Linked DNA regions of Mus musculus: regions 1, 2 and 3 are each linked to region 4. A link is a loop called in an ENCODE intact Hi-C map of the cell type or tissue named here. Cell type or tissue: heart. All regions are shown on one strand.

Region 1 (8,000 bases), 220 kb before region 4:
GGGACTGCAGCTAAGTCATATGACTTGCACCTGACTTCCTCATATAAGACACAAACATCTTGAGTGCTGCGCAGGTGTACCAGGATACAGGTGAATCCAATTTGGTGGAGATTTGCCCCTGCTGCCCTGATTAGCTGAAGCTGCGTGCCTGGTGAGGTGGCGTGGCCTGCTGTGCGTGGATGGGAACTGAGAGTATAAAAGAGTGAGAGGCCCAGGGTTCGGGGGAGATATAAAAACAAGGGAGATATATAAACAAGGGAGATATAAAAACAAGGGAGATATATAAACAAGGGAGATATAAACAGGGGAGATATAAACAGGGGAGATATATAAACAAGGGAGATATAAAAACAAGGGAGATATAAACAAGGGAGATATAAAAACAAGGGAGATATAAAAACAAGGGAGATATAAAAACAAGGGAGATATAAACAGGGGAGATATAAAAACAAGGGAGATATAAAAACAAGGGAGATATAAACAAGGAAGATATAAACAAGGGAGATATATGGAGAAAGAAGAAACAGGACTGAATAAATGTGTGCAGAAGGATCCTGTAGCAGCGTCGTTCTTCCTGGCCTGTTGGGCGCGCGCAAGAGTTGGTGCTGAGACCCGGGATGAGACGAGAAGACCTGGGACAAGAAGACCTGGGACGAGGAAACCCGGGAAAAGAAACATCTTCAGTCACGAGCGAAGACCCCCTGCTACAGGGAGGATTCAGAACTGCATCACAGGGAAGAAGGGGTTAATAAAGGTTCCCATAAAACAGACTGTTGAGAAGGATCCGGCGTGGATTCAGAACTCTTCAGCTGGGGAAAGGTACTGATGAAGAGAAAGAAGAGAGATGAAGACTGAATAAACTGCTGTTAGAAGGACTGGTGGTCGCATCGTTCTTGCTGGTCGAGAGCGGACGCGACAATTGGTGGCCTGTACGGGGAACCGACTCCCCCACCGAGTTCAGAACTTTCAGCAGTCAGTGGTTGCCGGCAGGGTAAGTTCATGGACCAGACGGAACCTCTTTGGGTGCCGGAGAGATTGGTGAGACGCTACAAGAATGAGGCTCCTGATCCAGTTGCCCCTGTGGATGTGGTGGATGATCCCACAAGCACAAAGGATGGAGCCGAGATGAGAGATCCTTTCGGTGTTCCAGAAGCGCCAATACCAGCTCGACATGACATTCAAATTTTTCCACGCTTTTTGATCCCTGAATTTCCCTTAAAGAGATAGCCCCTCTGGCTATCTATCCCTTGCTTCAGGGAAGATGAGCAGGGATGAGAGCCCTGGGATGTATGCTTGTTATAGTGTGTGTGTGTTTTGTGTTTGGCACATGTGTTAGGTGCAGAGTGTGCGGGTCCGCACTTTCGCCATGGTAGCGTAGGCTTTTGCTGCAGTGGAGGCGGGACAATCTCCTCAGATTCGGTTTGCCGCTCTAAAAGAAATTATGCTGCGTTATGCCATGGGTTGCGAGGCTAAGCACTGCACAGAGGATAGCTTGCTGTTGGCATCCTGTGGAAGGCACGTCTGATTGCATGAAGGTTCAGTGTCCTAGTTCCCTTCCCCCAGGAAAAACGACACAGGAGCTGGCCAAGACCTCTCTGGGTGATGAGCCTAAGGGATGGTTTTGTGTAGGGCCCCTATGCTTGCACACTGGGGATCAGACCTCTACCTTCACCCATGAGGCTTGCTTGCAGCAATTAAGATCTGGCCATAGGTTAAGTAACATCCTGGCCTTTTGATGCACCTGCTGCAAGCAAAACACAATCTCCCCAGGAGTGGCTTGGCATGATTGAGAGGTAGTCAGTGATAAGACTCCCTGGGCATGTCACCAACCTAAGACAGGGATCAAACCAATGCTGTTTGTCACCCAAGGACGGGTAAGGGGCATGGCTGCGGGGGGCTTTCTACAGACATTCTCTCTGCCAAAAAAGAAAAAAGGGGGAATTGTGGGGAGCGGGTGTGGCGGCAGTCCCAAAGGCGCCAGGGACTGCAGCTAAGTCATATGACTTGCACCTGACTTCCTCATATAAGACACAAACATCTTGAGTGCTGCGCAGGTGTACCAGGATACAGGTGAATCCAATTTGGTGGAGATTTGCCCCTGCTGCCCTGATTAGCTGAAGCTGCGTGCCTGGTGAGGTGGCGTGGCCTGCTGTGCGTGGATGGGAACTGAGAGTATAAAAGAGTGAGAGGCCCAGGGTTCGGGGGAGATATAAAAACAAGGGAGATATATAAACAAGGGAGATATAAAAACAAGGGAGATATAAAAACAAGGGAGATATATAAACAAGGGAGATATAAACAGGGGAGATATAAACAGGGGAGATATATAAACAAGGGAGATATAAAAACAAGGGAGATATAAACAAGGGAGATATAAAAACAAGGGAGATATAAAAACAAGGGAGATATAAAAACAAGGGAGATATAAACAGGGGAGATATAAAAACAAGGGAGATATAAAAACAAGGGAGATATAAACAAGGAAGATATAAACAAGGGAGATATATGGAGAAAGAAGAAACAGGACTGAATAAATGTGTGCAGAAGGATCCTGTAGCAGCGTCGTTCTTCCTGGCCTGTTGGGCGCGCGCAACAGCCCACCACTCACACAGTTTTTTTTTCCAACACTCTGAGACGACTTCAGCTTTAGGAAAAAACTCAGACATTTGTCATTCGAAATTCTTGACTCTTCCCTGCTTTACCCACTAGCTGGGGCCTTTCATCTGGGCTGTGAAATACTATGATAGATTTCTTTATTCCTTCTCCCACTTTTTTTTTTTCTTGAGGAAAGGAGAATGCTCGTGTTTTCTAAACCATTGCATCTCTGAGTTGAGAAGAAAGTGTTTGTTGCTTGTGAAAAATTAGCCAGTGGCTTAGCATGGTGTGCGTGTGTGTATGTGTGTGTGTGTGTGTGTGTGTGTGTCTTTGTGATCAACCAAGGGTCTTGGGAGGAGTAAGTGAATCCAAGTAGGAAGAAATGGGCAGAAAGAGGGAGAGGGAAGTTGACCTATCAGGGGAGTTAGTGCACCAAATAGATTTTAGGGGACTGGGATGGGGGGCAGGGGACTGACAGTTTGGAGTCGCCCATGAACAGGACTAATTCTAGATGCAGAGCTCAGCCTGTTCACCAGCAATTTTCTGTGGGTCTCAGGAAGTCAGAATATAAGTGACACTATCTGGCAACCAGGAGGTGGCAGTAGAGGTCACCGCAAAGGGTCACACTTGGACTGTCATAAAAGACTGAGCTTTGTGCTGGCTAGTTTTACGCTACAAGCTAAAGTAATCTCAAAGGAAGGGACTTTCATGTGAGAAAATGCCTTCATAAGATTGGGCTGTAGGCAAGCCTGTAGGGCATTTTCTTAATTAGTGACTGATGGAGGAGGGCCCAGGGGAGGAAGGTGGTACTACCTCTGGGCTGATGGTCTTGGTTCTATAAGAAAGCAGGCTGAGCAAGCCAGGAGGACAAGCCAGGAAGCAGCACTCCTCCCAGGCCTCTAGGTCCCTTCCCTGCTTGAGTCTCTGCCCTGACTTCCTTTAATGATGGACTAAGATGTGGAAGCGTAAGCTAAGTAAACCCTTTCCTGCCTCAGATTGCTTTGTCCATGGTGTTTCATCACCACAGTAGCAACCCTAAAAGAAACAGAAATTGGTATCAGAATCATGGGAAGTTGCTGTGATAGGCCTGACTATGTTGTTTTGGAGGGTTGTGGAAGGACTTTGGAACTTTGGGCTAGAAAAGCCATTGAGTGTTGAGAGCTCTGGGCTATTCTGTAGGAGCTTGGATGGTAAGACTGTTGAGAGCCGTGCCGAACATGGAGGCCTGGCTTGTGAGGTTGCAGAGGAATGCAAAGACTCTACCAGGTCATTTGCCTGAAGACTCTGTAGTTCTGGTTAGCTGGGGCTGAAGAATCTGCTGTGGTTAACAAGATACCAGAAACACAAACCCGTGGTTTGCTGGGACAATGGATATGGATGAGCTGGGGCTGAAGACTCAGCTCTGAGTAAGAGACCAACATCATTAAGATGATAAGCTTTGTCTCAGACACAGCCAAGGTTGGCCTTCATGCTGGCAGCTGAACTTTGTAATGTGCAAGACTCAACCAGGCGGTATTGTTGGTGAAGGCATAGAGGGGTCACGGAGAGCAGCTAAGGCTTGGCACCATGAAGCAAGCCCAGGAGAGGTTATTGGTGAAACCCAATTGCAGCGGAATTGGTGAAACCCAATTGCAGCGGAAGACCCCAGCATTTGGAGATGCCAATACCATAGGATGATCATCAAGAAGAGCTGCAGCGGTGGAGTGGAGCCGGCCTGAGCTCAGAAGACAAGCTGTGTGTGCTGTAGAGCCAGAGAAGTGACCTGAGCCCATTAGACATTTTGTTATTTACACAGTTGGAGTTTGGTTTTGCTTTGTTGAGGTTGTAGCTGCCCTCCTGGTTCTTCCTCTTTGGAGTAAGAAAGCATTTAAGATACTTATTATTTTACAGCAGCCCATAGTTGAGAGATTTTTAACTTTTAAAGAAATTTTGGAATTTTACAAATTCTTTGGATTTCAAAACAGAATTTGGGTATTTTAAGAGACTTCAACCTTGCCGGGTGTGGTGGCTCACACCTTTAATCCCAGCACTTGGAAGGCAGAGGCAGGCGGATTTCTGAGTTCGAGGCCAGCCTGGTCTACAGAGTGAGTTCCAGAATAGCCAGGGCTGCACAGAGAAACCCTGTCTCGAAAAACCAAAACCAAAACCAAAAAAAAAAAAAAAAAAAAAAAGAAAAAAGAAAAAAGAAAAAAGGAGACTTCGACCTTTTTGTATGAAATTTTAAAGATTGGGATTTTTAAAGCTTGAAATGTTTTATATTGTAATGTTCGTAGTAACGTGTGATCTTGGGGGTGAATGGGACAAGAAAGGTTGTGGCTCAACAGTGATGTGCTTGTGTGCTGTGCTGCTTAGTGTATGTCAACTTGACATAAGCTGAAGTCATTTAGAGGAGGGAATGTCATTTAAAAATGCTTCCATACATCGTTCAAGAGAGCAGGCCATGCACCTTGCCTGGGTGGCACAGTCGAGCTGACCCTGGTGTTGGGGGCAGGGTGAGCTGGCCCTGGGGATATGAGCACAGGAGAGTTGGCCCTGCAATTCCTCTGTTGTGTGGAGGCATGGGTGAGGGAGAGATCATCTCCCTTCCTTGCCCCTCTGGCTGCAGCACTTGAGGGAGCAGCCTGCCCTGCCACTGGGCAGTGCAGTAGAGCTGGCCCTGTTGACATGGGTGAGAGGAGGCCAGCCCTGAGGGAGAGCTAGCCCTGCCCCTTGCAGGCTGAGGCATCAGGTGAGCTAGCCTGGTCAGTTCAGGAAAAAACACTGGTGATGTGGATGCAGGAGATCTGGCAGGCTGGTGAACTCAGCTACCACCCAGGTCTAGATCCGGGGCTTTGAGTTGGCCCACCCCAACAGCTACCCAATCTATGAAGTGCTGGAGAATATGAAGGGATCAGTCCTGCAGATACAAAAATGCAGGATTCCCATGACACAAGGCAACAACAGAATATTTTAGAGGAGTCCCAGAGAGGATCCAGTATTGATAGAGTAGCAGAAACCAGAGCCTTGAACCAGACTCATTACAATGAACATTTGCAAGTAAAGATGTGTAGACAAAAGAGTATGCTGTGTGAGACACTACAGCTTCCATAACAAGATTTTAAAAAAAAATCTTCTTTATTTCCTTTTTGGGGATTGAGGAGGAGGTTGCAAAAATGGAGGGCAGATATGAAGGGATGGGAAGATGAGTGGGATTCGCTTACATGATGTGAAACTCACAGAGTCAAAAAGTTAAAAAAAGATGCCTCTCCAAAAAAGAATGCTTCCATAAGATGGGGCTGTAGGCAAGCCTTTAAGGCATTTTATTAATCAGTGATTGATGTGGGAGGGACCAGTCCGTTGTGGGTGGGACCATCCCTGCACTGGTGGTTCTGGGTTCTATAAGACAGCAAGCTGAGCTAGCCAGAGTGAGCAAGCCAGTAAGCAGAGCATCTCCATAGCCTCTGCCTCAGCTCCTGCCTTCCAGTTCCTGTCCTAGCTTCCTTCAATAGTGGACTAAAACATGGAACTATAAGACAAGTAAGCCCATTCTTCCCAAGTTGCTTGGCATGGTGTTTCATCACAACTATAGAAACTCTAACTAAAACTAGATTGTAGAGTAGTTTTGGGGTGGCCTTGGCAGGTTCTGATGATAGTAGAAGAGGTCTCATAAATGGGGCCAAGGCATTTTGGCTTAATCTGTAGGCAAATAAAATGCTATTTACTAAAAGAAGAACTAGGCTTGGGAGGGAGAAGCACGTAGGGCTTAGAATAAGAAAGTTTGAGTCACTTAATGGACACCCAGATGCTAATGTCTGGGAAGGGCTTGGTCCTCTGAATGATGTTCAAGAAGATTAAGGAATTAAATTAGGGAGTCTCCATGGCAATTGAGATCCTTTCGCTATTCTAAATGATGGCAGTCTAAGCGATGTAGAGACAGAGATAAGATTCAAACTGATTAATAAAAAAATTAATCTTTTCTATTCAATAAGTTTGACCTTTATCCTTATATCCATTTCCATAAAAGAGGCTCCCCTAAATACCTTTTTAAAAAACATCAAAAATATCCCCCCTTTTCCCATTTAAAAAAGTTCTAGGACACATAAAATAAGGCCACACTTATTTCTTTTTCTTGTCTTCTGGCATGGGGTCTATGGGCGGCTCCCCTATGTCACGTTGCTGCTCTCTGAGCCAGTATTACCATCACTGGGCCCTCTCCCTCTGAGCTGTCAATCACCCCTCTACCCCCTCTCCTTGTCCTCAGGAGTAGACTGCCTTCCCCATTCTGTTGGCTCTCAGCTGTCTCTTCAAGGCGTGTCTTCTTTGTCTCCATCCATCGGCTGTGCACTTTGTCCTTCTCCTCCTCAGCTTTGTTTTCCGCTTGCTCTTTCCCGGGGATGATGCTCTGACTGCACTCAGCTTGCTCTGCTGCCTCCTTTCCCCTTCTCCTCCCGCCTTCTGCAGGCCTGTTCCTCCGCCCATGCAATATCAGCTGCAATTTTCGCCATGTTTACTCTCATCTTCGACCGTATAACCTTTTAAGTTCACCGTTAAAGGGATCCGTGCTTTCCAGGAACCTCTTCTCTTCCTGGTGTCGCTCCTTTATCTGGAGAAGCTTGGCTTCTAGTTTCTGAGGAACCATTAAAGATTGGACCTGTTATCTGCACTCCCGGGAGGCCAGCTCTCTCTTGGTGCTATTTGGGTATGAAGCCTAAGAAGAATGAAGACCATAATGTGGATGCTTCAATGCTTTTTAGAAGGGTGAACAAAATAGTCACAGGAGGAAATATGGAGACAAAACGTGGAGCAGAGACTGAAGGAAAGGCCATCCGGAGACTGCTCCATCTGAGGATCCATCCCATACACAGTCACCAAACCCAGACATTATTGTGGATGCTGGGAAATACTTTCTGATGGAAGCAAGATACAGTTGTCTCCTGAGAGGATCTGCCAGAGCCTGACATATACAGAGGTGGATGCTCACAGACAACCATTGGACTGAGCTCAAGGGTCCCCAATGGAGGAGTTGGAGAAGGGACTGAAGGAGTTGAGGGGGTTTTCAGCCCCATGGGGGGAGCAACGGTGTCAACAGGCCACACCCCGCCCCCGAGCTCCCAGGAAATGGATCACCAACCAAAGAATACACATGAGTGACTCATGGTGCTGGCCACATATGTGGCAGAGGGTGGCCTTGTTGAACATCAGTGGGAGGAGAAGCCCTTGGGCTTGAGGGTGTTCAATACCTCAGTGTAGGGAAATGCCAGGGTGGAAGGACAGGAGTGGGTTGGTGGGGGAGCACCCTTATAGAGGCAGGGGGAGAGGGGATGGGATAAGGGGTTTCCAAAGGGGAGACCTGGAAAGGTGAAAACATTTGAAATGTAAATAAAGAAAATATCCAGTAATAATATAAATAAAGAAAATGTCCAATA
Region 2 (8,000 bases), 300 kb before region 4:
GTGTGTATATGTGTGTGTGTATGTGTGTATGTGTGTGTGTAGTGTGTGTGTATGTGTGTATGTGTGTGTGTAGTGTGTGTGTGTGTGTGTGTATGTGTGTGTGTAGTGTGTGTGTATGTGTGTGTGTGTGTAGTGTGTGTGTGTGGTGTGTGTGTATGTGTGTATGTGTGTGTGTGTATGTGTGTATGTGTGTGTGTGTGTGTGTGTGTGTGTGTGTGTGTGTGTAGGTCAGAGGACAGTTTGCAGGAATCAGTTCTTCAGTTCATTTCTTCCACAGTGTGGCTCTGGGGATCACTTTTGGATCATACTTAGCAACAAGGAGCTTGTCCTGCTGAGCCATCTCGCCAGCCCCTGTCTCTCTCTTCATCTCCTGGGTGTGGTATAGTGGCTAGGCCTCCCCTGCCTTGTCTCCCGTCATGATGTATTGTGGTGCCACAGGGCCAAGACCCACGGATGGAGACTTTGAAGCTCCTAGCCTTTCCTCCTGCTAAGTTGTTTACTGGCAGGATTTTGTCACAGCGGTGGAAAGCTGACTCACGATGAGCTGATCTCAGATGTCAAACGATTTAATCAGAATATTTAAATGCTGCAGAACATCATGTTTGACAGTGATGGAATTAAGCTAGAAATCAATACTAATAATAGACAAAAAAAAATTTGAGAGCTCCCTAAATACCTGGAAATGAAACAACATACTTTTAACCCAATCACCAATGGAAGGAGAATAAGGAAAACTATAAAATATTTTTAAAAACTGAATGAAAATCAAAGCACAACACATTAGAATTTGAAGAGAGACGGGGCTGGGATCTCAGTATCTCCCAATGGCCTAATGTTCTGCCAGGCCCTGTCTCTTAAAGGTTCCAAAATGTTTTAGTAGCAAAATGTTCTGGGAACCAGGTCTTTGGAGCACAGGCTTTGGGGACATTCAGCATGTTGTATGCTGCTGAATATACCATGTGAACTTGAGAAAAAAATGTACATTTGCCAGTTTTGTATTAAATGTTTTAGAACTATGAAGCCAAATTGGTTGATTTTTAAAAAAATTTTACACTATGTATATGTATACATATACATAAATACACATACAGTGTGTGTGACACATGTGACAGTCAGAGGACAGTCACATGTCACTTCTCCCTTGACACTCTCCTTCCCCCAGCCATCTTCCTGTCTTTCTTTAGGCAGCAGCTCTCTATGTAGTATAGGCTGGCTTTGCCCTTGAGACTTTTCCTTCAGTTTCCTGAGTGCTGATATTCCAGACGTTCTTTGGACTTTTTCTGTTGGATTTAGAGCAGTGGCCTATGATGCTCAACTTGTTACGCCCCTCTTTGTTTTTATTTTTCGTTTTATTTTTAAAATTGGGATATAATTCACTCATTCTAAAATCAATATTTTATTTATTTTTTTAAGTCAGTACAAAAAGAAATATTTTTGTTAAAAATCTTGGAGGACAACATTTTGTTTTATAAAGACTTATTTATTTATTTTTATATGGGTACTGTATTAGTTAGGGTTTTACTGCTGTGAACAGACACCATGACCAAGGCAAGTCTTACAAAAAACAACATTTAACTGGGGCTGGCTTACAGGTTCAGAGGTTCAGTCCATTATCATCAAGGTGGGAGCATGGCAGCATCCAGGCAGTCATGGCACAGGCAGAGCTGAGAGTTCTACATCTTCATCCAAAGGCTGCTAGTGGAAGAGTGACTTCCAGGCAACCAGGGTGAGGGTCTTAAGCCCATACCCACAGTGACACACCCATTCCAACCAAGTCACACCCATTCCAACAAGGCCATACCTCCAGATGGTGCCACTCCCTGGCCCACGGATATACAAACCATCACATTCCACTCCCTGGCCCCCATAGACTTGTTCAAAAACATGAGTCTGGGGGTGGTGCATACTTAAACAGCATAATACAAAATGCATTTAGTTCAACTTTCAAAGTCCTCATAGTCTATAGCAGTCTCAAGAAAGTTAAAAGTCCAAAGTTCAAGATCTCTTCTGAGATTCATCCAATCACTTAACTGTAATCCCCAAAGCAAGGCAGGAAACCAGCAGGGCAAACTCCAAACTCTGCATCTCCATGGCTAATGTCAAAGTAGCCTTCAGATCTCCACTCCTTTTTCATCTTTGATGACTGCAACAAACTGCTTTCTCTTGGGCTGGTTCCATTCCCTGTTAGCAGCTTTCCTCAGCATGTATCCCATGGCTCTGGCGTCTTTAACATCTTTGAGTCTCCAAGGCAATTTCAATGTTACAGCTTCTTGTTTCAGTGTCTGGGATTCCACTTGATCTTTTGGACTCCTAAGGGCTGACATCACTTTTCCAGCTCTGCCCTCTCTAGCACTCTAAGCTCAGGTTGATCCACTTCACTACGGCTGCAGTTCTTGGTGATCACTCCATGGTACTGACATCTCCAATACACTGGGGTGTTCCACTCCAACTAGGCTTCACCAATAGCCTCTCATAGGCTCTCTTCATGGTGCCAAGCCTCAAATCCTTTGCATGACCCCTTCAGTCCTGGACCGTCAACTACAACTGAGGATGCACCTTCATCAATGGCCTTCCATGACCTCTCACAGTGCCAAGCCTCAGCTGCTCTTCATAACCTTCATGCTTTCAAAACCAGTACCATCTGGTGACTTTTACACATTACCAAGCCCAGCCGCAGCACGAGGCACAACCTTGGCTATCTCTGGAACACAGCTTCTTTGTACTCCCAAAAAAAACAATTCCCAGAAGATTTCACCTCAGTGATGCTGGTCTCGTCTTAATCATTGCTGGTTTCTTAGCTCCAGCTAACCAGCATCAATTGTCCCAGTAGTTCCTTCCATTCTTAACTCTAGAGCCAGAGCCACATGGCTGATGCTGCTGAGTTCTGCTGCTTGCAGGAACTAGAACATGACCCCCTTGTACTATTACATTGTCACTGGCTTTCTGTTTTCCAAATCCTTCACTACCTAAGCTTGGTTATCCTGGATCTTGATCTGTAGATTGACCTTGAATGCAGAGATCAGCATGCCTGTCTCCTGAGATTAAAGGTGTGTACCACCTTGGCTGGATCTAAATTTAGCTGGGTAGGATCTTGCCCCAAAGTCCCACTCCCTTAATCTGTTATCTCCTAGAACATAGAATTTTGCTCCATTTCACTTCCTGGTACCCCTTTAATACTCGAACCATATATTTTATATTTTTCCTTTCTAAGCTTGCTATGCTTGTTCAAACTTCTCTTCATAAGACTTAACCAGAGGACAAAGTCACTGCTGGGCTTTTTTGAGACTTCCTTTGTCAATGCAATTCATCTGAGTCTCTTCACCTTAGGCTCAGGCAGACTTTTCAGACAAGGGCAAAAGTAGCCACATTCTTCACCAAAATACCACAAAAACAGTCTTTATGCCACATTCTGAAATTCTTCTTTGAAATCTCTTGGGCCAGGTGAACACAGTTGAAATTACTCCCAGCAACAAAGTCTTCCATATTCCTACTAGGATGACCCATTAAGCCCCATTTAAAGCATTCCACTGAGTTCCAAAATCCAAAGTCCAAAAATCCACATTATTTCAAATAAAAGCATGGTCAGGCCTATCACAGAAATATCCCACTCCCGGTACCAACTTCTGTATTAATTAGGGTTTTACTGCGTGAACAGACACCATGACCAAGGCAAGTCTTGCAAAAAACAACATTTAATTGGGGCTGGTTTACAGGTTCGGAGGTTCAGTCCATTATCATCAAGGTGGGAGCATGGCAGCATCCAAGCAGTCATGGCACAGGCAGAGCTGAGAGTTCTACATCTTCATCCAAAGGCTGCTTGTGGAAGACTGACTTCCAGGCAACTAGGGTGAGGGTCTTAAGCTCACACCCACAGTGACACACCTACTCCAACCAGGTCACACCTATTCCAACCAGGCCACACCTCCAGATGGTGCCACTCCCTGGTCTAAGGATATACAAACTGTCACAAGTACACTGTCACTGTCTTCAGACACACCAGAAGACGGCATCAGATCCCATTACAGATGGTTGTGAGCCACCATGTGGTTGCTGGGAATTGAACTCAGGACCTCTGGAAGAGCAGTCAGTGCTCTTAACCGCTGAGCCATCTCTCCAGCACAGTGAATACATGTCTTTGGAAGACCGTAGAAAATGAACACAATGAGATACATGGAAATGGCTTCAGTTACCAGCATTGAACCAAAATCAGCATAAAAGAATATGAATACAACTGTGCAGGCAGTGGTCCTGGGATCTTGGAGGTGAGCTAGATTCTTGATCTCTGTTATTACCAGTGAAAAATGAGCCCGAGGTGGTTGTCTCTTGGTTGCTCTGACATCTTTCTGTCCATCAAAGAGGAAACTAATATCAGGATCACAGCAGGAACACCCGTTTTAGCAAAGCTGATAGTCACACTGCAAGGGGCCTAAGGCAGACAGCCTAAAAGCGCGAGACCTGTTGCTGTTATTATAATGTTTTAAATAAACAACTCTTTATCTATAAAGAGTATCTATAGCAGTGTTTCCAGTTCCTAGGACAGACCCTCAAGAAATGGTTCTGCACCAGCAATGATGTGTTTTCCATGTACTCTAATCCAGCATTTATCAAACTCAGCACACATACAAGTCTCCAGGGAGCAGAGAAGATACAGATTCTGGTTAGAAGATGGAACTCGCTAAGGGTCACACCTTGAACTGTTAATGTCTGGTACTGGCAGAGCAGAAGCAGTTACTCCAAGCTACCACAAGAGGGTGCCCCGAGCAAACAGTTCTGCAGCTCCGTAGCCTAGCACAGCTCCACTATCCCGCCCCGCCCCACGCAGTTACTTACCGCTCTAGCGGTTCATGGAGGCACAGAAGACATCCCAGTATTCTAAAGGCAGGCTTTCCTTCAAGCCATATCGCTAGAGAATTCTCTAAGGTTATCCTCACACAAAACAAGAGACATTCACTTGTTTTTAGACAGCTCTGTACTATAATTGTCAAATAAGAAAACTATTAAAAGGAATAGATAGAAAAATAATAGTGATGATGATGATGGTGGTAATGGTGCTATCAGTTAGCTAATGGGACATATTAAAAGGGCACATCAGTTTGTTCTTTCATTTCGTTCCCAAACTGTCCCACAACATAGACAATGCTCTCATGTTAAGGGAAAGCCATTTTTTAAGACACATCAATACGATGTTCATATTCTGGAAGTTATAAGTTGGAGAACATAAATTGAAATATGTTTCATGTTTTCCCAAATCCATTCTCTTTGGTGTGGTTCTTGCATTCTGGAAGTTTCCCCTGGGTTTGAAAATGGCCATCTGTGATTCTCAGTTTGTTATATTCTTTTTTTTTTTTTTTTTTTTTTTTTTTGGGTGCAGCGAACTTTATTGATGGTATTCAAGAGAGTAGGGAGGGCTCCCTAGGCCCCTCCTGTTATTATGGGGGTCTGGGATGGAAATTGTGAGGGAGATGCTCAGTGTTGGGGGCCGAGTTGGGATAGGGCCTTTCTCTTGCTCAGTGTCCTTGCTGGGGTGGGTGGTCCAGGGTTTCTTACTCCTTGGAGGCCATGTAGGCCATGAGGTCCACCACCCTGTTGCTGTAGCCGTATTCATTGTCATACCAGGAAATGAGCTTGACAAAGTTGTCATTGAGAGCAATGCCAGCCCCGGCATCGAAGGTGGAAGAGTGGGAGTTGCTGTTGAAGTCGCAGGAGACAACCTGGTCCTCAGTGTAGCCCAAGATGCCCTTCAGTGGGCCCTCAGATGCCTGCTTCACCACCTTCTTGATGTCATCATACTTGGCAGGTTTCTCCAGGCGGCACGTCAGATCCACGACGGACACATTGGGGGTAGGAACACGGAAGGCCATGCCAGTGAGCTTCCCGTTCAGCTCTGGGATGACCTTGCCCACAGCCTTGGCAGCACCAGTGGATGCAGGGATGATGTTCTGGGCAGCCCCACGGCCATCACGCCACAGCTTTCCAGAGGGGCCATCCACAGTCTTCTGGGTGGCAGTGATGGCATGGACTGTGGTCATGAGCCCTTCCACAATGCCAAAATTGTCATGGATGACCTTGGCCAGGGGGGCTAAGCAGTTGGTGGTGCAGGATGCATTGCTGACAATCTTGAGTGAGTTGTCATATTTCTCGTGGTTCACACCCATCACAAACATGGGGGCATCGGCAGAAGGGGCGGAGATGATGACCCTTTTGGCTCCACCCTTCAAGTGGGCCCCGGCCTTCTCCATGGTGGTGAAGACACCAGTAGACTCCACGACATACTCAGCACCGGCCTCACCCCATTTGATGTTAGTGGGGTCTCGCTCCTGGAAGATGGTGATGGGCTTCCCGTTGATGACAAGCTTCCCATTCTCGGCCTTGACTGTGCCGTTGAATTTGCCGTGAGTGGAGTCATACTGGAACATGTAGACCATGTAGTTGAGGTCAATGAAGGGGTCGTTGATGGCAACAATCTCCACTTTGCCACTGCAAATGGCAGCCCTGGTGACCAGGCGCCCAATACGGCCAAATCCGTTCACACCGACCTTCACCATTTTGTCTACGGGACGAGGCTGGCACTGCACAAGAAGATGCGGCTGTCTCTGGAACAGGGAGGAGCAGAGAGCCAGTTTGTTATATTCTTGTTTTATTTGTTTGGTTTTAGTTTTTTTGTTTTTGTTTTTGTTTTGTTTTGTTTTGTTTTTTGAGACAGAGTTTGTCTGTGTAGCCTTAGCTGTCCTTAAATTCACTCTGTAGACCAAGCTGGCCTCATATTCAGAGATCTGCCTGTGTCTGCCTTCCAAGTTCTGGATTAAAGGCATGCACCACGATGCATGACTAGTTTGTCATACTCTTAAATTTTGTTTTAGAAATGATTTATTAACATTATTTCATGAGTATGGACATTGTGCCTGCATGTTTGTCTATGTATCATGTGCATGCCCGGTGCCAAAGATGTCAGAAGAGGGCGTTATTGGATTCCTGGAATCGGAGCTGTAGATGGTTGTCAAATACAATATGGGTGCTAGGAACCCAATCCAGGTACTCTGCAAGAACAGCCACTTCCCTTAACCACTGAGCTATCTTCAAAGAGAAGCTGGAGAGATAGGCTTTGATGTGGGTGCTGGAAACCAAACTCTTGACATCTAGCTATGAGCTTTTGCCTTTAACAGCTGAGCTATGCCCCGGCCCTGTAATACTCCTTTAAAACTGAGTTACGTGCTATAAAAATCACCTTCCAGAGAGCATAGCCAAGTGGTATTAGCATCTTCACAAGGTTGTTTAATCACCACTACTAACTAATCTGGGTTCAGAATGTTTCAGCACCCCCCAACCCTGCACCCTAAAACAAACAAAACCCCTGGATATTCATTAGCAGCCACTGTCCGCGCTCTTCCTCCCAGACCCCCCAGAACCACGAATCTACTTTCTGTCTCTATAGGCATTTCCACTCTTCGAACTGCATTTAAGTGGACTTAGGATTATGCTTACTGTGGTTGTGTGCCTTGTGGAGTGGAGGTGGGCTGTGCACAGTTCAGTTTCGATGCAAGCTGAGGAGAAGTGAAGAGTGAAGGAGTATTTATAAAACCTCTCAGAATAACAGAGAGTCAAGCCAAGCCCCAAAATTCTGATAAAGCAACCCACTAGCCAGGACTTCATGGCCTTGCTTTTGAGGTGGACAGACAAATGCTCAGCAGCGTTACTGAGTGTGCTCACACTTGGCACACATGGTCTTGGGTGAGGCCCACAGCCCTGTATTGGGCACTGACAAATCAGTGTCCACGGACTGAGCGGCCGGCTTGGTGTCACATGGTCACCGAGTGGCAGTACAGCGGGTCCCACATAGCCCTGCTCCAGAGTCGACGCTCATGTCTCTGAACTTCAGCGACAACCTGGAAGCATCCTCCTGTCCTTGTTGTGTGTACATGTGTTTGTGTGCGTGTCTGTGTACGTGCCTGTGAATGCAGTGTGGGAGCGTGCACGCAGGCAGGTGGAGGCCAGAGGACAAT
Region 3 (8,000 bases), 210 kb before region 4:
AAATGTGTAAGACATTTATGTAGGAAAAAATAACTTATTACATCTTATAGGTTAATGCTTAACTCTGTGAATTTCTGTGAGAGGTTGACTCTGATAATGGACAAGGGAAAAGGTCTTCCCAGTGGACAAGAGACACTAATCAAAAAGGTGTTGATGTTTGATCTGACTCAGCACTCTATCCACATCCAAACACGTTTTATGTCCTAAATGTGTTAAAAAATGATATAACCGGGTCTTTAGCATGAGAAGGAAGGATTGTTTCAGAGAGTAGAATAAACCAGAGTAAATAGACCGGTTTCTATCTACATACACTAGTATGTAATAAGTGTACACATCTATATTACATTAGTATGTAATATCTGTACATGTTTCTGGGGGACTGTGACATTTTATAGTGACTAAATCAAGATAGGTAATTAACCCATTGAACACCCAAGACATTTGTCATTTCTTTTAGTAGGGACAAAGTTCCCTCTTTTAGATATTTTGAAACATAATAATCTTCTTGAGACATTGTTTTGCTACGTGGTTCAGGCTGGCTGGAAACTTGCTAGATAACTCAAGCTAGCTCGGAGTTCCCTGTCTTTCTGTCCCAGACTCCTAGTGCTGGAATTACAACTATACACCATTATTCCCACCTAGCCATAAGAAACTATTTAAACTATTTAAACTATTGTCACCTTACTGTGCTGAGAACCATGGGCTCAGGGCTTGTCCCTGACTGAAATTTAGAACAGCTCACCGACTCTTCTGACCTCCCTTTCTTACTGACCCTCCCCCACCTATTCTAATCTTTACTTCCATCTGGTCAAGTGTTTTCACCTTCCATACATGAGTGAGAATATGCACTTTATTGGGTCTTTCCTTCTGAAAGACCCAATAAGCAGCTGAAAGAGTCAGATGCAGATATTTGCACCCAGCAATGGACAGAAGCAGCTGACCCCTGTTGTTGAATTAGGGAAGACTGGAAGAAGCTGTGGAGGACAATCCTGTAGGAGGACCAGCAATCTCAATTGGACCCCTGAGATCTCTCAAACACTGGACCACCAAACAGCACACACCAGCTGATATGAGGCCCCCAACACATACACAGCAGAGGACTTCTGGGTCTGTGTTCATTCAGAGATGATGCACCTAACCCTCAAGAGACTGGAGGACCCAGGGAGTTTAGAGGTCAGGTGGGGTGGGGGGGTGGGTGGAGGCATCCAAGTGGCGATGGGGTGGGGTGGGGAGGAGGTGTGTGATGTGGAGCAGTTGGAGGGTGGTTGGGGGTGGGGTGGGGAATGGAATATGAAGTGTAAAAAATAAATTAAAATTAAAATGAAATTTTAAAAAGCTACACATTCAGTGCTGTCAATAATGAATACTTCAACTACCCTAAAGTACCCGCACTCCTTCCTCTCACCCCTCCAATTTCCCAGCCCTCAACAGCCACTAAATCTGTTTTTATCCCTTTGTATTTCTTGACTTAGTGTGTTTCCTATCAAACAATGAAACCGTCTGATGGCTTGTGGCTGGCTTCTTCTTGTCATAATGATCCTGAAGCCGAGGGATGTCCCAGAACTTCCTTTGTTTGATGAATAGTACTCCATTACATAAGCGATACGACTTTAAATATTTAACACTTGGCAAAGATGTGAATCCGCTTTAAGCAAGACTGCGTAATCCATGATTATTACTCACACATACTTTATTTCTGATGAAAAATATGTTGTTCCATTAAGAAACACTTTACAGGACTAGTACTGCATCCTACCATTCCAGCATTTGGAAGCCTGAGTTGGAAGGATGGAGAGTGTGAGGCTGTCCTGGGCTACTTAGCAACTTCAAGACTAACAATAAAAAAGCCCTTTTTGTATAAAATGCAGATAAAATGCTCACATTAAAGCAAACAATTACACATTAATATACATAAAATAAATGCCCTTAAGTGAAGATGTTTTAGGAAAATGGCTTTATTTTTCAGTTGTTTCCAGTAGCTTCTTGAGTTATAGATTTCAGCAAACTACTTTATATTTTCTTTCATGGTTATTATTTTGTAGTGCTGGATATTGAATTTAGGGCCTCTTAAATACTAGGCAAACATCTGACTACTGAGATTTATCCCCAACCCAAATTATCTTTTAATTTAGTGTGATTTGCATGTGTGTGTATGTACGTGTGTAGGCACGCCCAATTGTCTGTATGTTGTGTACTATGTGTGTCCAGCGGAGGAAATGGAGTCCAGAGGAAGGCATCTGATTCTCTAGAACTGGAGTTGCGGGCACTTTTGAGCTGCCTGATATGTGTGCTGGGGGCTGAACCCTTCTTCTCTGCAACCACTGAACCACACCTTAAGCCCCTGTTTATTTATTGTTAGAGATTTATTTCATGCATACTTCTTTGAGTGAGTATATGCCGTATGTGTGGCATATGCATATGCATCAGCCAGAGAGGGTGTAGGATTCTATGGAGCTGAAATTGCAGGTGGTTGTGACCTGCTTGACACGGATGCTGGAAACCAAACTCAGGTGCTCTAGAAGAGCAGCGAGGGCTCTTAACCACTGAGAGATCTTTGCATCCCCACTACCCCAACCCCAACGTATCTTTTAAAGAATATTAGAGGTCTTTATTTTTCATTTTATTTTTGAGATTACAACTTAATTACATTTCTTCCTTCCTTTCCCTCCCTCTAAATCCTCTCATATGCCTCTCCTTTGAATTTATAATCTCTTTGTTTTCACTAGTTGCTATGTCTGCATCTTACATACATATACTCCTAAATACAATATTACTTGTGGTGGTTAGAATAGGAATGGCCCCCATAGATTCACATGTTTGAATGATTGGCACACAGGGAGTGACACTTTTAGGAGGTGTGGCCTTGTGGAGTAGGTCTGGCCTCATTGGAGGAAGTGTGTCACTGTGGGGGCGGGCTTTGAGGTCTCAGAAGCTTAAGGCAGGCCTAGTGTTACTCTTTCTTCCTGCTGCCTGTGGATTCAGGTGTAGAACTCTCAGCTCCATCTCCAGCATCATGTCTGCCCACATGCTGCCATGTTTCCTGCCATGATGATAATGAACTGGACCTCTGAAACTATAAGACAGTCCCAATTAAATGTTTCTTTTTATAAGAGCTACCATGCTCATGGTGTCTCTTCACAGCAATAGAAACCCTAACTAAGACATACATACTTATATGTATGTTTCAGGGCTAATCTTTTGGCACCAGACAATCAATTGGTGTGCTCTTCCCTGGGAAAGGCCACCTCTCCCACTTTCCTTAGTTGCCTGTAATTCTTTATGTATGATTAAGGCCTCATGGGCCTTTCCCTGTTCACTTTGGCAAGTCTGTTGGTGCCATCCTTATACAGCTTATGTTTGGGTACTCATATTGGTGAGACTTTTATTAGGAGTCACAATCTCACAGCAAACTGATCATCAGGCTCTTACTATCTTGCTGTCCCTCTTCTGCAATGTCGCCTGACCTTTAGGTGCAGAGTGTTTTGTAGGTACATACTTTAGAACTGGGTTCTATAGTGTCACATTTTGATTGGCTGTGGTTTTCTACAGTGGTCTCCTTGATGAAGGTAGAAGACTAACACTTATGTGTGGGTTTGAGATCACATGTTTATAGATTGTGGTTTAGATGATGACCTCAACTTGTAAAAATAGCGTTCAATTTGTGTGTATGTGTGTTTTATGGAAGAGAAAGATACAGGCTCAGGTGAAGGAATGAAATACTCTATAAGAATATAATTCTTTTTCTGCCTTGAATGCAGAGATGAGATCACACACACACACACACACACACACACACACACACACACACTTCTTCCACAGTAGATGATTGCAGCCAATTTCACTTCTCTCCCCAGTTTTTTTTTAATTAGGTATTTTCCTCATTTACATTTTCAATGCTATCCCAAAGGTCCCCCATACCCACCCCCCCAACCCCCTACCCACCCACTCCCACTTTTTGGCCCTGGCGTTCCCCTGTACTGGGGCATATAAAGTTTGCAAGTCCAATGGGCCTCTCTTTGCAGTGATGGCCGACTAGGCCATCTTTTGATACATATGCAGCTAAAGACAAGAGCTCCCGGGTACTGGTTAGTTCATATTGTTGTTCCACCTATAGGATTGCAGTTCCCTTTAGCTCCTTGGGTAATTTCTCTAGCTCCTCCATTGGGGGCCGTGTGACCCATCCAATAGCTGACTGTGATTATCCACTTCTGTGTTTGCTAGGCCCTGGCATAGTCTCACAAGAGAGAGCTATATCTGGGTCCTTTCAGCGAAATCTTGCTAGTGTATGCAATGGTGTCAGCATTTGGAAGCTGATTATGGGATGGATCCCTGCATATGGCAATCACTAGATGGTCCATCCTTTCGTCAAAACATTTATTTATTTTTATTTTATGTTTGTGGGTGTTTTGTCTGTGTACCATGTATGTGCAGTTCCCTCAGAAGCCAGAAGAGGGCATGAGATCCCCCTGGAACTGGAGTTCCATTCTACTGGCATGAGACGTGATCTGAGGGTTCATGAGGGTTCAATAACTGAAGGAATGCTTTAGGATTTTGTCTACTACAGGAAAACATGGATGATCCAGGCCCAAAATTCTACCTCAGAGGGTTTGGTACAGTGAGTTTTTAATCTCAAGAAAACCAACTAACTAGAAAATCAGCCAACTGACCAACTAACCAACTAACTAAAACATTTTAAACACCTGAAATAAGACAGTCATGGTTTAGAATAAATTAGCTGCAAAATATAAGGGAATGAGGTAACACGTGTAGAGTCATTAGGGCTCTTTTTCTGTTTGGTTCTTAAAGTGATGGCTTTCTTTTTAAGTAACCGAATCACATATCTGTTTAACAATCTTTAAAGAGGGGGCTGGTGAGATGGCTCACTGGTTAAGAGCGCCGATTGCTCTTCCAAAGGTCCTGAGTTCAAATCCCAGCAACCACATGGTGGCTCACAACCATCCGTAATGAGATCTGCCACCCTCTTTTGGTGTGTCTGAAGACAGCTACAGTGTACTTACATATAATAATAAATAAATCTTTAAAAAAATCTTTAAAGAGACAAGCCAGTGACTCACTTCTAATCTGTTTATAAGGCTGGCATTGGTTTATAGAGGACAATTTGGTTTGCTATATAGTAGGAAGGTTCACAACAGCCTCATTCAAAAGGGAACATCTTGCTTTATGTCATCGGAGATAGGATGTTGTCATTAAGAGACCAGTCAAAATCCAGACTTTTAGGTAGACTACAGTAGAAGACTAATTATATATGATTGAGATGAGTAATGTAGGGATAGTGGTTTGGGAAAAAGGTGGAACATATGAAAGAGAGACCTGTGGAACTTCCGCCTGGGGCCTTGAGCATGCTGTGCTGGTACTCTGCAGGTGAGCCGTGTCTCTCCACTATCTCGTCTCTTTAATTTTGTCTGCGGGAGAATTGTTGGGTCAAGCAACATTTTCAAGGAGATGTGTTGTGTGGGATGGTGGTTTTAGGATCTGAAGCCATCTTAAGAATGCTATGATTTCAAGTGAAGGCATTATATGCAATGGCTACTTTCCTTTTGTTGATGTCTCTGTGTCCACAGTAGTAAGACCAGGTCTCACCACAATCCATCCTCATTGGATCTGAGGGATATACCTTGATGTTGTAGGTCGTAGCTTGGGGCCCTTCTTGATATTCTGTGTGTTTCTATCTCTGCTGGTTTTCATGCCCAGGTTTAACAATCTTTGAAGTAGAATAGCATATACAAGGGGTTGCCTGGTTCCAGATGAGAACCAATTTATTACTGAAGGAAAAAAAAAACCCAGCTACAATGTAAGCTTATACATAGGTATACATTTGGGGGCTACAGGATTTTTGCTTTGTACCATAGTATGATTTTAGTTGTAGATATTTTAACAGACTTTATTTAAAAAGATTTATTTTAATTTTTAATTGTATGTATGCGTATGTGTCTACATGTGGGTATGCACATGTGTGAATGCAGGTGCCCAAGAAGGCAAAAAGGTATCTGTCTCCTGGAGCTGGAGTTGGGCAATTGTGAGCCATTCTGTGGGGTGCTAGGAACTGAGCTTAGATCCTCCACAAGAGCAATATGTACTCTTAAGTGCTGATCCACCTTTCCATCTCTCATAAATGTTGTTTTCAAAACAAAATCCCAACCATTTAATTTACCAAATGAAGACCCCAGAGCCAGAAGCTATGGTGAAAGCCTGCTAGCTCAGAGAGGCAGAGAAAGCACCCAGCTGACCTTCTTACTCCACCAATGTCCCAGAAGGAAAAGGCTCTTTCTCCTTCTCCACACTGTCTGACATACCCTTCAACTCAAAGTCCCTCCTTTCTCCTTCCTGGGTTTCCTTATGTTCACTCCTGCCACGTGGCTGCTTTCTCCATGTCTTGACATATTGTTGACTTTATCTAGCTCTCATTTCCAGAAAGCACTTGGGTTAAAGGTGTGTGCTAGGGCTGAGCCACACTACAACAAGAAATAGCTTTTTCCATTTCATGATGTCAGGGTTCACAATGTGATTAAATATCCTGCCACACATAGATGTCTTTAAAAAGGCTCAAATTCAAGATGTTTTCTTCTTGTTATGTTTGCTGATGGGGGTTTTTGTTTTTATAAATTTCAAGTAAGTATTACATCTGTTAAATGTATTTTTCTAGACCTTACAATATGGTCTTCTGTACTAATAGGTTGTTGAGTTATGTTTTTGATTATGCTCACGAGAGAGGTGGTCTGTGATGGGTTGTTTTTGAAATACTCTTATCAGGCTTTGGTGAGAGAGCAATGATGGTCTCAGTGCTCTCAGGTAGAAGTGTGAGTGCTCCCTATTTCCTGGAGGGTTTAAGAGAGGGCATCATGGTTTCTGACAAAATGCTCAGCAGAGCTCACTAGTGACATGGTCCAGATTGCCTTGATTGATAAAAGATTTTCAATGCTACGTATTCTGATTTTGTGCTAGGGTGAGCAAATCACTTTTTCGAAGGAAAATTTCCACATAATTTAGGTTGTTATGTTAACTGACAAAGTTTCTTATGATAGCCCTTTATCTTTTTAATGCTTTAAGGATCTACAGGGATAGCTTGTGTTTTAGTCTTCATATGTTATTGTTTTCTATTTTATTAGCCTTAGATTATTAATGCTGTTCATTAGTTTCCCCAGGACATCAGCTTCTGAAGGTTCACGATCTATTCACTGCCCCTAAACCTGTCACTTGGGAATCCAGCTTTCAACACTGGAATCTTTCAACACTGGGGGACACTTCATATACAAACCACAGCAGCGTTAATTACTTTTTCTTTGACTCGTAACTTTCAATTATATATTGTAACTTTTTTTAGTCAATGAGGCATTTTGTTGATCTGTGGCAAGAATGAGAAAAGATCCTGGAAACTAATAAACATGTTTGCTGAACAATGGGTGGGGCAGAATTGCTGTCCCTTTATGTTGGGCATGCAGACTGACTTCAAAGTATGGTCCCTTGGGACTCTAATCAGAATTCTAGGGCACATAACAAGTTCCTTCATGTAAGGGATTGGTAAGAATATTTAATATTTAAAATTATGTAAATATATTTACATGGGCAGTATCTTATAGAAAAACCTTGACTACTTCCTGTTCCATGCGGGCTTTGCTCTAATCCTGCCTTGCTTGTTTCTTTTAGACAAATGTATTTTATGGTACGTTTATTTGTAAGTATTTTATGAACCCAGGGCTTTCCACATGCTAGATAAGTGTTTTACCACTAAGCTATAACCATCCTCAGTAGGCCATATGTATTTTAAATAAATAGTTATGAATTTATAAAAAATATTTGAAGGAGGAAAATTGGGGGGAAATTCATTTTTATATTCCAAATAAAAGAATTAGTGTTTAAATTTAATGAAATAATATAAGCCCAGGACTTTTTAAAAACACCTCATGTTTTATTTGTAATTAAAAGACACTAATGTGCTTGGACTTTTCTTTCAGAAGATATGTGCAAATATTTAAGACATT
Region 4 (8,000 bases):
ACCCCTACACCCTCTCTCTATTCACTCACTTTATTTCCCTTGGGCCATGAAATGAAGTCTTAACTCCCTGGTGGGGCTTAGAAAGCCATTTATGATGGGACCTCTGCTGCATTCTTTGGTCTTATCTCCCATGGACCTCCCATTCCTGACCACCCAGCAAGCACCTGCAGCTCCCTGAAGGTATTCAGCTCCTTGTGAGCCATGTTCCTTGGACTTGCTGCCTCTGCTTCCAGGAACTCTCATTAGCTGCAGCTAACTTCTGCACATCCTTCAGGATGCTGCTTTTGGCCAGGCCCAGTGGAGCACTTTAGTGCCAGCACTTGGGAGGCAGAGGCAGGCATCTCAGTGATTTTTGAGGCTAGCCTGGTCTACATAGCGAGTTCCAGGTCAGGGCTACATAGAGACACCCTGTTTTGAAAAACCAAGGAAAGGATCCCAGTGGTTTCATGGTTTAAGCCTAGTTTAATGTTCCCTGAGGCATTTTTAGCCCAGAACTTACTATGTCGGCATATGGGAAGGGATATTTCTTTCCTCCACTGGCCTCGTTCCCTTGGAGGTACTGAGAATAGAGCACTCATCTTTGTACTCTCAGATCCACATACACTTTCTGGCTCAGAGTTCTCCTGTTTATTTACAGAGGGGAGGAAGAAAGGCAAGTTCAAGGAACATAGACCCAGGTGCTTTGGGTGTAAATGCTGCAAAGATCTCTCCGTGCAGAGAGATTTCTAGTTGAAAACTGGGCCCTTGTCTCCTGCTTTGTTCAGGCCCCTGTCAGTTTCCTGGGAGCTGAGATTACGGCTGTGTGTCACCATCCCTGCCTCCATTCCTCTGACTGATATCTAATAGTGACATGAACTAAAAGAAGACGATGTTTGTCTTGGCTTGGTTTTCACATATCTAGAAGCAGAGACAGGAGCATCTGCATTGCTCAGAAGTGGTTGATGTAATGTTCATTTGGGTTAGGGTTATTAAGTAAGGATTCACTGAGCATTGTGGGTACCAGGAGCTAGGTGCTAGAAGAGAGGTAAGGACCTTTCCCTCTGCCTAGACACCTAGCAGATGGAACATGCATGTGGAAGGTGTGATGCCATATCTGTCCTCAGGGTAGAAGTTTAGAGAATCTTAAGATTTAAGCTTTTCTCTCAAGGGAGGTTGGTTGAGTTAAATCTTAGCAAGATTGATTCATTCACCTATAAATGTTAATTAAATGCTTATGCTAGTGCCAAGATAGGCAAATGTATAGCAATGAAAACTGCAGTATTTCTTGAGAGACCTGTAATCTCTGTCTTAATGAGAGATGGCTCTGCATTGCTCCTTAACTTTGGGTCAGAGCTGTCCTGAATCTTCAGGACATACACTTGAACTGAGGTTACTAAACAGGGATTCACTGAGCACATACATCCCATAATTCAGTGTTAACAATGAGCTCGCCCTTGACTTGAGACAGTGCATTTTTCTCCTCACACAGAACCTTTTTCTGAGAAAGGCTCTCATGCTGTAACACACACTGGTCTGAAACTCACTATCCGATCAAAGCTGGCCTCAAACTCACGGTTAGCCTACTGTCTCAGCTTCCCAAGGGCTGAGATTGTAGGCATGAGCCACTACACAAAGCTAGAATCATATATGAGATGATAAATACCTGGATCTTTGATTGATCCATTGATCCATTAAAAACAAGAAACAAAACTAATGAACAACAACAACAACAGCAAGAGTCAAGTTCAACGTATTTGATTTGGACGGAAACTTCATGGTCAGAAGTCATACATACACTGTAAAGGCTGCACTGGGATGTGAGCTGAGACCCGCATTAGAAGGAACCAGACTAGACAATGAAGAGCTTTCCTGGACTTCATCAAAGCTTTGGTCCCTTTCAGCCCCAAGCAAGATCCCAGCTCTAGAGCTGGATTTGAGTTGTTGTATGTTTAGAAAGTAGTGGCCATGTGAGTGCTGGAAAGGAACTTACTGGGCAGCGTCAGTAGGGTGCTGTGGATGTTGTATGCAGACCTATTTGTGGCCCTGTCACCTGGCTATAAGAGCTGATGGGCCAATATTCTCTTAGAGGCCACTACCTTCTGGGCTATGCTGAGTCTCCTTGGAGAGTAAGGGAAGCACGGAAACAGAAGTGTGAACAGTGGGAATCACACAGTAGTTCTGCCATGACGACAGTGGTGGGCCATGGAATGGTTCCTTTGACAGGTCCCACCTTCCCTTTTAAAAAGTGGTAGTCTCAGGCCTAGACACAGAAGGCGTTCTGTAGAAAAAGACAAGAAGAAGACATCATGGGAGAAGATCATGGGGGGCTTTGGGTGCTGAGTGGAGGAGGGTTGAATTCATCCTAGAGACCATGCAGTACTATTAAGAGCTTCCCAGTTAGAATAAACCCATTGGTGAAGCTAGGAATGTGCTTCAGTGCTACAGTCGGAGCAAAGGTCAGGAGAGACTCCAAGGGCAGCCAGGTAACCAGCTGGGCAAGTAGCTACAGTTAGATTGAATTTAGCAGGATGGAGTATGGCAGTGTTGTAACAATGGTTGTGCCAGGCCACCAGAACACAAATAAAGTCGGTCACTAGAAACACCCTGAGGTCATTGTGTCTGAGTCAGAGGCAGCAACAGACAAAAGGAAGCAGCCTAGAGCTGCTGTGGTGAAGGTGAACCTTCAAGCCTCTCAACCAATTCAACTGTGCCCTGCCTCTTCCTCCCTACCCCTCCCCCCACCCTTCATCCTTTCTTCTTTTTGTCCCAGCATATGATGCTCCCTCATGGAGTCCTAGCATGGATGAGAGGTTCCTCCTTCTTGAAGGTTCCTGAAGGCTAAGCAAGGCCATTTTGTAGCCCTTTGTGTTGGATTAGAGCTGCACACCTAGTTAAATTAACCTAGCTAACTGCTGGCGACCTTGGGCGAGCTTCTTAACTCTCCTGCAAAGCAGGGCGTCAACGCTGCCTATCTCACTTGCTGATTCAAATCTTAATCTAGTCACTTTGTAAAAGCAGCAGCAACATCTAGCACACAGGACCCTCCTCTCCATCGCTGTCCTTCGGTCTTTCTCTTCATAGTCATCAGAGAGCTCATTCAATGATGATTCTGTGCCTTTCTGGCCAGAGGCAGAGAAGTCATGGGAGAGGTTTGACAGAGAACAGTCACATCCTTTCATTACAAAGCCAACTCATCCCTCATCTGTTAGTCAGTTGACACTGTCTGGGGTCCCCAATGGCTGTGCGGTAAATCATCAGTCTAATGCAGTAATGTTGCTGGAGACACCAGGAAGCTGTGGATAGTTCTTGGCCAGGTGAGCTGTTATCACTGACTTCTTTAGAGGCACTGTTGGTTTTGAGTTAGGTCTTTTATGAAGGTAAGGTTACTTGTGAACTTACTTAGTTCTTCGACATTCAGTCAGGGGCCCACAGTCAATCTGAGTCTAAAATCTAAATCTCAAACATTCTTCAGTTGTGCCCTGGGCCTTGGTAGACTGTAGATCCAAAGTTGCAATGGGAACCACTGCTGTTCAAGAAGAATCACTCTGCCTATAGAGACCCCCCTCCACAGTATAGAGAGGAGAATGTAGGGACATGAGCATACACAACCATGGGTGCTGTTCTCACTTGTCTCCATAGATACCCAGGTCTGCTTCATGTGTGGTTCTGTTTTGGGTGCTGGGGTTTCTGAGATGACAGAGGCTCTCAGACTCTTGTAGACAACTTCTTGTGTTTGACCCCATGAACCAGTTGTCACTCTTGGCCGAGATCACTGTGCCACATATACAAATGAAAGAGCCGTTCCTTACATAGGGTACCGGGCACATATCTGGGCGAGTGGGGGAGGGAGAAGCATGCTTAACCAGGATGGAGTAATAGGGACTGTGCAGAGCACACCCTGCTGCTTGCTAGAAGGGCCATGAAGAGCAAAGTCATTATCAGCACTGACCGGCGACATTTGTAGTAGGAAGGACTTGTGTGTTGAGAGGTGCTTGTCTGTTTTGGATCACAGAGCCATGAGTTGTGCTGTTCACTGACCTTTTGGGCTGCCTATTGCATTCCTGTTTGTCACATGTACCCTGTAAAAGTCATGTCTCAGTAACGATCATTCCCGTGCTTCCAGACTCTACTTCTCAGGGCTTGAATCTCTGAGGCTCTCAGCCAGCAACTCTCACAGTTACTGCTGATACAAACCAGGCTCACGGGTCACGTGGCCCTGCTGGAGCTTTCTGCACACCACAGAAGGGAGGAGGCACCAATATCTAAAGACGACAAGTTTATAAAGCGGTCTGGTTGAGAACATTTTGATTTGATAAAATGAACTCTGTCTTCCCAAGTAACTACACATGACCAAATCTGCAAGTGACAGATATTTCCCAAACACCTCAGTTTGTAGGGTGGCTTTGTCCACCACTAGATGGCCTCCCAAGTCTTTCCTGAATGGAGAAATTGAATCTGAAAAAAAAATTTTTTTTTTTTTTTAGTTTTAAAATTTATTTTATTTTTATCTTTGAATTTCTGAAAGTTGAACCCAGGACCTCTTACATGCTAGGCAAGCATTCTACCACTGAGATCCATCCCCAGCCCAGCTTGACTATTTTAAATGTAGATGTTAACATGGGTATACAGTTGCCATTCACCATTCTCAAAGCTAATATCAAGCTTTAGTGTTCCTGTAAGAGTTCAATTGACAGACACTTATGTTTTCTAGCTTAATATCAGAATCCTCACATGTTCCCGAATCTTCTAGGCCACAAGCTTACAACTAAGCTTGTAATTAATAATAATTAATAACAGGATTAAGAAGGTAAATGTGCATTTACTAGCCAGTATGTTTTGGGTTGTCCTGTAAAGCTGTGCAGGCTGCCTTTAGCAAATCACCTGTCAATATTTCTAAAGCACTAGAATTGACAAGAAGAACAAACCTTTAAACAGGGCTTTTACGATAGCAGACAGTATTCTTGGTGTTTTAAGCACAAATTCATTTATTCTCATAATTGTTAGTTTCATAGCTATAACTGCTACCATATCACAGATGGAGAAACTGAGGTGTGGGTATTTGGCCAGTGTTTCAGTCTGGAAAGGACAGAGAGCTATTTTTAAATGTCAGATTAGGGGCTGGAGCGATGACTTAGCAGCTATAAGCACTGGCTGCTCTTCCAAAAAACATGGCTTAGATTTCTAGAATTCACATGATGACTTACAGTGTACAACTTCAGTTCCAGGGAATCCTATATCCTCAGTTGGCCTCTGAGAGTACTGCTTGAATGTGGCACACAGACATACATGCAGGCAAAACACCTATACACATATAATTTTACAAGTAAATAAACCTCAAAAAAATTTTAACGTTAACTTAGTGGAACTCCTAACCCCGCTTATTTAATAGAACCCAGCTAATACACCTCTGCCTAAAACAAGCAGGCTGCACAGATTCCCCCCGTCCCGTCCCGTGTGTGTGTGTGTGTGTGTGTGTGTCTGTGTGTCTGTGTGTGTCTGTCTGTCTGTCTGTCTCAAGCGTGACCAGTGTGTTCAGTTTCAGCACACTATGCCCTATAGCTTTAGCATTCTTAATCCTCCAGATCCCAACTCTGAAATGCTCCAAAGCTGGAAACTGCTTCATGTGTTATAATACCACAGTTGGAGAATTCCACACCAAGAGCCTTTGTTTCATAGGCAAAATGATTTAAAATATTGAGTGTATAAAATTAGCGTCAGGCTATGTGAATGAAGCCTATGTAGAATGTAACTAAGATTTCCATCCCATCTCCAAGGACTCCCATTACCCATGCTCAAGTATCCCAAAATCTGAAACCTAGAAGTCAGGAGTAGTGGTGATGCCTACAATACCAGCACTAGGTCTGTGGACACAAGAGCATCGGAAGGTCAAGGCCCCCTCAGAACATTGTGAATGCAAGGCCACACCAGCCTACACGAGACTCTGCAAAACCAAAACTGAAATTCAAGCATTCCTGGAAAAGTTTTTTCAGTCTGAAATTTTTAAAAATAAATAAATAAAAGACTTTTCAGTCTATGTCTCGCTTTCCAGTTCTTGAATTTCAAATGGTCTATCAGGTTGTCTCTCTGTCAGAAGGTTTTGCTTAAAAGCTTAAATCTGTCGCTAAATCATTTTGTTTTGATTTTTCCAGTTCTGGAATGGAAGTGGGGCTCTCGCAAACAAAGGGGAAGTGTTTCTGCCACTGAGCTACATGTCTTGCACAGTACAGGAGAAATCTTAAACGGCATTGTTTTTCTTTGGCTCTGAACTCACGTGTTACAAAAACTCTAATTTGGCTTAAGGAGTGCCATTCTCTGGCTTTGATCCCTACACATGAATCATTTTGCATCTGGAAGTTTCCATTGGGGAGTTCCTGATGTAAGGGAAATCTTAATCTTACATGTGGACTGAAAGTTCCAGAAATCCAAACCTTTCTCAGAATAGCATTTTCGTCATAATAGCTGTTTCAAAACACCATAATAAATATGGTAAGATAGTGGTCAGCTCAGCTGACTTAAGAGACCGCCTAGGATGCAGACCAGCCATCCTCACTGAAACCCAGTCCATCCCTGAGCCTTTACATGATCCAGCCACTAGGGGGCACACATGAGCCTGAGCCAGGGCGAAGCTGCTTCTACCTCAAAACCCTAAGCCGCAGCAAAAAGCGCCATAGGACCTTCTCACTGGCATTTTAAAGATAGAATGTTTCTGTTGTATCTGTGAGGGGGTAGACTGACAAAGAAATGTCAGAGAGGCTCCAAAGAGGCCAGCAGTGCTGGGCTGAGATGTGTCTATAGCCCTCCCAGGGTTCATTGTCGGGTGCCTGGGATCACTGGAAGACAAGCCTGTGTTTGCAGACTGTTCCTCCAGGTGTTTCCTGCTCTGGCCGGATGAGGGCGTTGAGAAGCATCTTAGCGGGTGCTTATTGTCCCTGTAGTGAGAACTTGTGGAGTAGAGACAATTTCAGTCCTTGGGAGATTTTTAAGTTACAGGCTTGATGTTCCTTGACTCACACTTAACCTTAGATCTCCAGTGGAGGAAGGACTACCTGCTGTCGAATTTCCTCCCCTTTCTCAGGAAGAGGAGCCCTGTGGGTCTCGGGCAGCCCAGCTGCTGTAGGAACTAGTCTGACAGGGAGGTGGGCTGAGAAGGGAGAAAGCCAAGGTCTTGCTGAACACACACAAATTCTAGACACTGGGCAACCCCATTCATTTTTAGGCACAGTCTCACAGTTGAATGATGCTTAATCTCTTCTGCCCCCCCCCCACCCCCCCAGCCTGTGGGCCACTGTAGCGCACAGCATTTGGTTAGGAAGTCACCAATGCCATTATAACGACAGCAAATAAAACTATTTGTTTTCCACTATGGCTCATACCACATTTGGTTCCGCACAGTCTTTCTAGAACATAGTCGATCCAATCACTTCTTTTAATTTTTTTTTAAAGTTTACATGTATGTATATATGTGTCTGTGTGAGTGCTTGTGGACATGTGTGCGCAGGAGCCAACAGAGGCCAAGAAAGGGTGTGGGATTCTTTGAAGCTGGAGTTCCAAGTGTTTGTGAGCCTTCTAACTTGGGTGCTTGGATCTGAACTTGAATCCTCACTCTTAACTGCTGAGCTCTCTGCAGCTCCCACCGCCACGACTTGCCTTTCAGGATCAACCTCCTTCCCTTAACCCCACCCCCACCCCGTCACTTCCTGTTCCTGTTCTGAAAGCTGGATGTAGTTCACCCCTTCTGAGATTCTCATTCCCACTTGCGCCTTCACTCTTCATTGGCTGCCAGGACTCCTAAACACATCTGTGCCTCGGTGATTTTTCTCCTCCCGTAAGATCTTACTCTAGGCATCAAGATTGTGAAATTCTGTCCTGTCCTTGTTTGGGTAGCTAAAGCATGTCCTGCCTCGTTTCATGTCAACTTGACACAAGCTGACATTTTGGAAGAAGGACCCTCAATTAAGAAATGCCCTGATCAGGCTGGCCTGTGGGTTCTCTCCCATATGCATTTCTTGCTTGATGAATAA

What was found. A loop is a pair of places that touch in the nucleus more often than their neighbours do. Peaks named below come from ENCODE experiments on the same cell type or tissue, not always from the same donor. Only the 100,000 strongest peaks of a DNase experiment are listed, where the experiment ranks them.
Region 1: it touches region 4 in a loop (4-fold over the local background); 3 of 42 quality-filtered maps call a loop at or near these places.
Region 2: a loop joins it to region 4, with 4 times the contacts of the local background. A loop is called at or near these places in 3 of 42 quality-filtered maps.
Region 3: a loop joins it to region 4, with 2.4 times the contacts of the local background. A loop is called at or near these places in 3 of 42 quality-filtered maps.

Annotation. Positions count from the first base shown.
Region 1 is chr4:57,448,871-57,456,870 of GRCm38, forward strand. It overlaps a transcript of Pakap not described here and the pseudogene Gm12539. Among named protein-coding and RNA genes, the nearest start is that of 1700042G15Rik, 89 kb to the left of the region's middle. In heart, a CTCF peak has its summit at 3,195 (motif pointing right); no DNase peak of the experiment used is centred here; H3K27ac peaks cover 389 bases.
Region 2 is chr4:57,365,410-57,373,409 of GRCm38, forward strand. It overlaps the pseudogene Gm12537. Among named protein-coding and RNA genes, the nearest start is that of 1700042G15Rik, 5.1 kb to the left of the region's middle. In heart, a CTCF peak has its summit at 4,741 (motif pointing right); no DNase peak of the experiment used is centred here.
Region 3 is chr4:57,458,123-57,466,122 of GRCm38, forward strand. It overlaps a transcript of Pakap not described here. Among named protein-coding and RNA genes, the nearest start is that of 1700042G15Rik, 98 kb to the left of the region's middle. In heart, a CTCF peak has its summit at 4,449 (motif pointing right); no DNase peak of the experiment used is centred here.
Region 4 is chr4:57,666,884-57,674,883 of GRCm38, forward strand. The region is part of intron 4 of Pakap (paralemmin A kinase anchor protein); the gene reads left to right. Among named protein-coding and RNA genes, the nearest start is that of Gm52699, 49 kb to the left of the region's middle. In heart, CTCF peaks have their summits at 4,393 (motif pointing right), 6,580 (motif pointing right) and 6,787; DNase peaks (open chromatin) are centred at 4,068, 6,588, 6,848 and 7,608; H3K27ac peaks cover 2,632 bases.